Linked DNA regions of Mus musculus: region 1 is linked to region 2. The links are chromatin loops, found by intact Hi-C in ENCODE. Cell type or tissue: heart. All regions are shown on one strand.

Region 1 (4,000 bases), 200 kb after region 2:
AGTGAGTGATGGCATTGGTCCACTTTTCCTGATTCACATCATAAAGGTTTAGTATAGAACTCACTTGGTCTTACATTGTTCGTTTCAAGGAGACACTTTGATGGCATTTGCACAAGTAGATGGTGGGCTATTACTTAAATGCCTATGATTTTATGATTTTTGTGGGTAAATTATCTATTAAGAAACTGGTGTTCTTTTATTTTAAAGCTTTGGGGGGAAGTCAAAGAAGTCATCAAAATGTATTCTCTATTTGTGCTTTATTTTAAGATAATTTTTGGAGTGTTATGCTTTTATTTTTTCCTTTTTGAGTCTTGGTATGTATCTCAGGCTGGCCTTGGACTCATGATCCTCCTGCCCCAGCCTCTGAGTGCTAGGATTACAGACCATCAGACCTTGCTCGCCTTGCACGTTGGAAGTCAGAATGAATTAATCAGGTGAGCTGTGTCTAAAAGCTAACACAAGTTAAGTGTTGATTGAGGTGTTTTAGAACATAAGTCCTCAAAAATTAACACTTTGGCTTACTGAACAATTTAAGCTGAGGGAACCGGAGAAGCAGCAAGTGATGAAGGACTTCCTGGTTTTCCAGGAAGGAGGTCACAAGATTCTTCCTTCCCCCACCCCACAAAAGGTGCCCTTGATATGCTTGGAGGAAAGACATGTCCTTATCACCAAAGACGGGCAGGTATGGAGGAATCTGAAGGAGCAGAACTTGTTCAGTTTTCCCTGTCTCCTACTTTTAGCATATACCATTTGGTTCTTTCCTATTTTTTACTCTTTGTAAAAGCTAGTACAAGAATGCTTGGACTGAAATGGTTCTTCAGATCTTTGCTTCCCACGAAAGCTCTTGTGTTATCTGAAACACAAGATTATTTTGCATGCTTTCTTTCCCCTTGTAAGTCTGTCTTTTGTGACGGGGCCCAGACATTATCTTGTGGTAGGTAAAGATGTCTCCTTTTCTGCATAGGTAAAGAGAAACAATTGTTTACAGTAGGCACTCAACAAAGACTGCTCATAGATAATATGCAAAATGGGGAAAAGATAATAGGAGGGTATTTACTTACTTCAGAAATAACTTCACCCCTTTCCACAATTAGACCCTTCAGATTACTACAAAGAGAACACGAGGTTTGGATATCAAAGTGTGCACAAAACGTTAAAAACTTCGAAGTCAACACTGGTGGCCCCCAGAGTCAGCTTCCTGGTGAGACGCTTCAGTTCTTTGAAGGATGCAAATGTTAATTTTTCATAGAACTGCTCCTTGAAGAGCTCAGCGCGCAGCATAGTCAGCTGTCTGCATCAAGGGCATCGCTTCTTCAGACACTGTGTTGGTATGTCTTGTGGAGACAGATGTAGGGCTGGATTTTGTATGTTTACTGCTTAGGAGCAAGTTTCCCGAAAGGGTTTTGCCAAGGTTCAAGGGCTCATCAGCTCACATTGAAAGTTTACAAAGTCAGGCCTGGGATCAAATGCAAACAAGATTGTATTAAAAGACTGGGAGGTGATCAGACTTTCAGATATCCAAGGCGGTTGTTCCAGACTAAGGTTTGGTGCTTTTTGGAACTTTGGCTGTTGTTGAGGAAGACACACACACATACACACACAAACACACACACACACACACACACACACACACACACACATTCTCAAAGATATATTTGTGTTAAACTCTTATTAAGTTTTTTTTAAAAGTTCATTAGGCCATAGGGATAGAAAGCAAATAAAAGACCAAAGTGAAACAGGAACAATGGGGCCCTCTTTGAAGCCCAGACAGATTCTGTCTCCTCCTGGTGGTGGACAAGTGTCTTTAGACTTGGAAAATCCAGTGTGGGAAGTTATTGCCTCAGCAACTGAAAAGCATAGAAGGTCCTAGGGACAAAGTGTTCACCACCTTCAAAGAGGAATGCTGTCCCACAGGGGCTCAAGCCTGTCTTTCTTTTCTTTTCTTTTTTTTTTTATTTCTTTTTTTTTTTGGGGTATTCCGAACTTCTGGGCTAATATCCATTTATCAGTGAGTGCATACAATGTGTGTTCTTTTGTGATTCGGTTACCTCACTCAGGATGATATCCTCCAACTCCATCTATTTGTATAAGAATTTCATTAATTGTTTTTTTTTTTTTTTTTTTTTTTTGGTTTGTGAGAATTTTATTGAGTATTTTTGCATTGATATTTATTTTTAAATTTTTATTTGTTTTTTAAAATTAGGTATTTTCTTCATTTACATTTCCAACGCTATCCCAAAAGTCCCCCCATACCCTCCCCCCCACTCCCCCCCCACTCCCACTTCTTGGCCCTGGCGTTCCCCTGTACTGAGGCATATAAAGTTTGCACAACCAATGGGCCTCTCTTTCCAATGATGGCCGACTAGGCCATCTTCTGCTACATATGCAGCTAGAGACACGAGCTCGGGGGGGGGGGGGGCACTGGTTAGTTTATACTGTTGTTCCACCTATAGGGCTGAAGATCCCTTTAGCTCCTTGGTTACTTTCTCTAGCTCCTCCATTGGGGGCCCTGTGATCTATCCAATAGCTGACTGTGAGCATCCACTTCTGTGTTTGCTAGGCCTTGGCATAGTCTCACAAGAGACAGCTACATCTGGGTCCTTTCAGCAAAATCTTGCTAGTGTATGCAATGGTGTCAGAGTTTGGAAGCTGATTATGGGATGGATCCCTGGATATGGCAGTCTCTAGATGGTCCATCCTTTCGTCTCAGCTCCAAACTTTGTCTCTGTAACTCCTTCCATGGGTGTTTGAGCCTGTGTTTCTATGCACAAATTCTATATAGAGACACCCATGGAAAGTTATCCATGGTCCTTGGGTAACTCACAAGGGCACAGCAGACATTACTCAGGTTCATGGCCACCTTCATGCCTCAGACTCTTTCTGCTGGTGAAACAATTGAATGTGGGTTGCAGATACCTGATAATCTAGTGACCTTGGGTTTCAGGGGTTTATTTATTTATTTATCACAAGGATTGGATTTCTCTCATCCCCAAACAAGACATCTGGCTTTGTTCCCCCTTGGGATATTCAAACACTCATTTCTTGACTGCATTTCTTCATGGGTCAGGATGGAGCTAAGATGGGTCTGGGGAGACGTTTAGGGACTAAGAAGACATTGATGACTTGCTCAGCTCTGCCCTAGGCCTGTATGGTGTGGAAGGTTCCTATCTACTCTCTCTTTCTGGTAAAGCATTTTCTTGAATTTATCAACAGAGTAAGGAAACCCAAGGGTTCTGAAGATTGGGATAAGAAAATTGTTCTGGGGATGGGAAGCCTGTTTCGTTTAAGTAGTAATTTTATTCTCTGGAAATTCCATACATTTATATAATGAATACTGACTATATCCATCCGACACTACCTTCTTTCAGCCCCCCCTTAGCATCCCATCCTGTGCATTATTTTTACTTTTCGTTATTAATAATCTCCTGAGTCCAGTTAGCACTGTCCACATGCAGCGCTATGGGGCCATCCACTGGGGCATAAGTAGTGGTAGTGTCTAGATTCCCCAAGGAGAGTGACTCTTCTCTCCTCAATAGCCACTGACTGTCAATACTACAAATAGATGGCCCCATTGGGGTGAGGGCTCACGGCCCCTCCTCCACCAATACTGGAATCTTGACTTGGTCTTGTGCAGGTAACCACAGCTGCTGTGAGTTGAAGCATACAGCAGCCAGGTCATATCCAGAGGTCAGCACTTCATCTATGGCTCTTCCATAATATTTCTTCATGTATTCTTGATTTGCTTAAGCCTTGTGCCGATACCACCCCTTTTCCCACTCCTTCCTTTCTGTCCCTAACACTCCCCAGCTCTGCTTTTATTTTACCTGGTTTACTATCTCTTCTCCTTAAGTCTACCACCCAGGGTGCCTTGTTTCTAGTTTCCTGGCTTCTACGCACAGTTGTTGCCATTCTGGCTGAGGTGACATGGAATGTTAAAGTATTTCTACTCTGCGTTTACCTTTTTGCTAAGGATGTTGAATGCTTCCACAGTGCTTACTTT
Region 2 (4,000 bases):
CAGTGCATCCATGCTCAGGCAGCAGGATGCGGTGAATGGCTATGCTGAGCTAAGCTGTCTCCTGTTTCTGTGCCCAGCAACAGGGCCCCCTACTTTTAGAGTGGGTCTTCTCAATTTAGTTAGGTCTAGTTTACGTTTAGTTTAGAGTAGGTCTTCTCAATTCAGTTAACCCAATCAATCTACTTGTTACTTCCAATTTTTTTATCAAGAACATTTTCTAACATACTTGAAAGAATAGTATAATGAATCTTTACATATTTATCTGTTGGTTAAACTTAATGGGATGCTTTTGAATTGGCATGCTATCTTCTGTTTATCCCAGACTGACTGACCTGGAACTTGAGATGCTCCTGCCTGAGCATCAAACGCTGGGGTTGCAGTAGCACCTAGCTAAGGAGACCTTTCTTAGAGTACACAGTAGAAGTATATATTTTAAGAAAATACCAATACGATATATGTTGTGATGAAGTTTAAGCAAAATAAATAATAAAAAAAAATCTGGGCCAAGGTTATAGGCCAGTTGCTGACCTACTATGCATGCAGCCCTGGGTTCAATCCTCAGTATCTCATGAGCTGAGTATGGTGGTGCAAACCTGTGATACCAGCATCTGGAGGTGGAGGCATGAAGTTCAAGGTCATTACTGGCTGTGTAGCAATGCATATTGGCCAGCCTGAGATACTCGAGATATTTTCTCAAGAATCAAACATGTAGGGATGCTTGGTGGAGTGTTTGCCTCACAGACATGAGGACTCCAGTTTGATCCTCAGAACTCAATGTAAAAGTGACCGGGGTGGTGGAGCCAGAGACAGGGTGGTCCTGGGAACTCACTGGCATGCCAGTCTGACCTAATAGGAGGTGTGTGGCACTTCTGAGATGACACCTGAGGTTGTCCTCTGGCTTCCATATGAAGCCATTCACACAGTGAACATGCACCTACATGCAGTAGTACAGACCCTCAAAAAATATGCAGGCAAATCCATGCCTTATTTTGGTATGTTAATTATATTTTTAAATGATTGCATGTTTATTCTAATGCAATTGTTTTTATTCACAGAATATTTTTACGAATCACACCCTTGATATAAATGTACGGTGGCTTGCTGTGCTGTATTTTAAACATGGGATTGATCGTTACTGGAGGCGTGTCGCACCGCAGTAAGTTCTCTCGGCCGGCCCCAAGTGTAACCCATTCCTAAAGAAAGAAGAATGAGATGGCGCCCGTGTATGCCCAAGGCTTCGTCAGGTGTTTATTTGCACAAGCGCTAAAATTGGGGCAGCAGAGAAGTGAGCATGATCTTTGTGTAAGGACGACATGGAGATGTGAAAAGCACCTGATGTGTAAAAGAAAACAAATGTGCTAACCACTGGAGAAATGTATTTGCATAGTTCAACAGCCACATCATTGGTTTTCTACCTGGGTTTGTGTCCTCCCATGTGTGCGTGCTTGCGTGGGTTTTTGCCTGCCTGTCTTAGTGTTCAGTTTCTGAGGATCTGAGGTTTTTCTTTTTTTATTAGATTTTTTTTAAATGTTTTGATTTTTGAAAAGGAAATCCTATATTATATCTGCATTCAATGAATCTTCATTTCTGGGTCTTGCATTTTCTCTGGGAAGAATGGATGGATATCATGCTTTTACAGTTTCATTAGACTAAGCTTTAACTAAGAGTAAAGTGAGAAGGTTCACTTTAAGAATTAATTAACACATAATGTAGTTTATGGACAGGCAGGGCAGACAAGCCTGTAATTTTGTTAGAAAATGGATTTTGCTGAATAAATAACATTAGCTTTGCTCTCCAGTAGGTGGCACTAAAGCTCTATAGGTTATCATTTGGATAAGTAATGTAAATTGTTTTATTCTGAGTATTTCGGAGTGCCTGTGAAGCCTTCCCTTGAACAGTATCAGAAAGTACTGGTGTATTTTTAGGCCAAACTTTAGTATGAAGCTAACCCTTTTTTTTTCAGGAGTAATTGATGGTTTGGATGAAAAATGAAGCAATTGATGATGAGAGATGTGTGCTTGTTTGTTTGCATTTTGGGACAAGGTTTTGCTATATAGCTGTGGCTAGCCTAGAACTTGCTGCATAGACCGGGCTGGCCTGGAACTTAGAGCTAAGCCCTTGCTTGTGCCTCTTGAATTCTTGGAGTACAGGCACGTGCCTCTATGTCTGGCTAAACTAGTCTAAATATAAACAGTTAAGGAAGGAATCATAGTGTTGAATAGTCACGCTGTCTTCTAGTGTTTATTGAGATAAACGTGGGCCTGAAGAGGAACGCACTTACAAAGGTCACAGAGTTGGCGGGTTAGGAGTTGATTTTAGCTGCATATTGAAGCACTGAAAAGTTTGTGGTTTTGCTGTTAGTTATAGTTCTTATTCTGACCATTATTTTCAGAGGATGAGAATCAACTAACTTAAGCTTATGCTATTTTCATACATCATTCAGTTTAATGGCCATAACTAGGTGCTCTCCGTTCTGTTTGAGGTCAAGCCTGAATTTAAGAGCAGATTCGTTGTGAAGATTTGCTATATGGACTGATTGTGTGCACAGTGCATCTGTGAAGTAGGCCACATGGCCTTCCCTTCGTTGCAGGACCTGGTGCCTTCTTCTACAGCCAACACTTTTGTTTCCGTTTTCTGTGTTGAAGATTTTTCAAAATTAAATTCACATGTTGTTACTATTTTGTAAAGACTTATCAGACTGTGTGTGGGTTGCTGTCAAACTCCTTCCAGTGCTGGGAGTGCAGACGTGTGCCACTGTGCACTCTGTATAGAGGAGCCATGAGATGTCCCTGGTTGGCCACACCAGTCTTTCCTTTAGTTGCTGGGTTTTTTTTTTTTTTTTTTTCTTTAAATAAGATCTCACATACTTTTTATTTTTTGGAATTAATGTTCTTTTACTAGCTTGATGAGATGGAAGTTTGGATAAGTTTATTTTCAGGTTTTTTTTTGTTGTTTGTTTTTGTTTTTCTTTTTGTTTTTTTTTTTTTTAAAGATTTATTTATTGTATGTAAGTACACTGTAGCTGTCTTCAGACACCAGAAGAGGGAATCGGGTCTCATTACGGATGGTTGTGAGCCACTATGTGGTTGCTGGGATTTGAACTCAGGACCTCTGGAAGAGCAGTCAGTGCTCTTAACCGCTGAGCCACCTCTCCAGCCCTATTTTCAGATTTTGTTGTTGTTGTTGTTGTTTTTAAATAGTTGTTAATCTAAAGCCCACGATGCTCCACAATCTGAAGCTTTCAGTTGCTGCTCTGTACCACAGGAAGGGAACTCTACAAACCGACCTCAGGTTACAAATCTCAGCTACTGTGTGAGTGCAGTATCCTCCCAGGTTACCTTTAGGCCCTGTGTATTAGGTGTGCATAAACATGAATGTAGGGCTGGAGAGAGGGCTCAGTGGTTAAGAACAGTGACTGCTCTTCCAGAGGTCCTGAGTTCAATCCCCAGCAACCACATGGTGACTCACAACCATCTGTAATGGGATCTGATGCCCTCTTCTGGTGTGGCTGAAGATAGCAACGGTGTACTCGTATAAATAATAAATAATTGGAAAAAAAAACCATGAATGTATTTCATGTTGGACTTGGGTTCTATCTTAAAGATAGAAATATCCAACAATCTGAAAGAAATAACCTGAACTCTGAAATTGATTTCTGAAGCACTTTGGACATGACACTCTGCCTGTGTGGACATTTAGAACACTAGAGTTTTCGTGTAACCATGACTTCAGTTCAGTTGCAAAAACCTAGAAATGTAGTCTTATTTTCATTTCATTCATTCTGCCTACCGATTGGTTGATGGGCGGGAGGTGGATACTGTGTTTTTCCCCTGAGCTATACCCTAGCTCCTCATTAGCATTTTAAACAGAGCATAGTGGCTCAAGCCTGTAATCTCAATTTGAGGCTGAGGCAGGAGGATTGTTATGAGTTTGAGGCCAGCCTGGGTTGCGTCATGAGGTCTGGGTCAGCCTGGTCTGAAGAGTGAGATGCTGTCTCAGG

Evidence for each region. Peaks named below come from ENCODE experiments on the same cell type or tissue, not always from the same donor. Only the 100,000 strongest peaks of a DNase experiment are listed, where the experiment ranks them.
Region 1: it touches region 2 in a loop (4-fold over the local background); 8 of 42 quality-filtered maps call a loop at or near these places.

What each region holds. Positions count from the first base shown.
Region 1 is chr13:106,719,153-106,723,152 of GRCm38, reverse strand. It overlaps Gm45940 (a long non-coding RNA gene), which reads left to right and starts at 1,109. Exons shown (of 3, transcript XR_873901.1): 1 at 1,109-1,328. In heart, a CTCF peak has its summit at 1,795; no DNase peak of the experiment used is centred here.
Region 2 is chr13:106,916,680-106,920,679 of GRCm38, reverse strand. Ipo11 (importin 11) reads left to right here. Exons shown (of 30, transcript NM_029665.4): 3 at 1,056-1,156. Among named protein-coding and RNA genes, the nearest start is that of Ipo11, 18 kb to the left of the region's middle. In heart, a CTCF peak has its summit at 1,789 (motif pointing right); no DNase peak of the experiment used is centred here.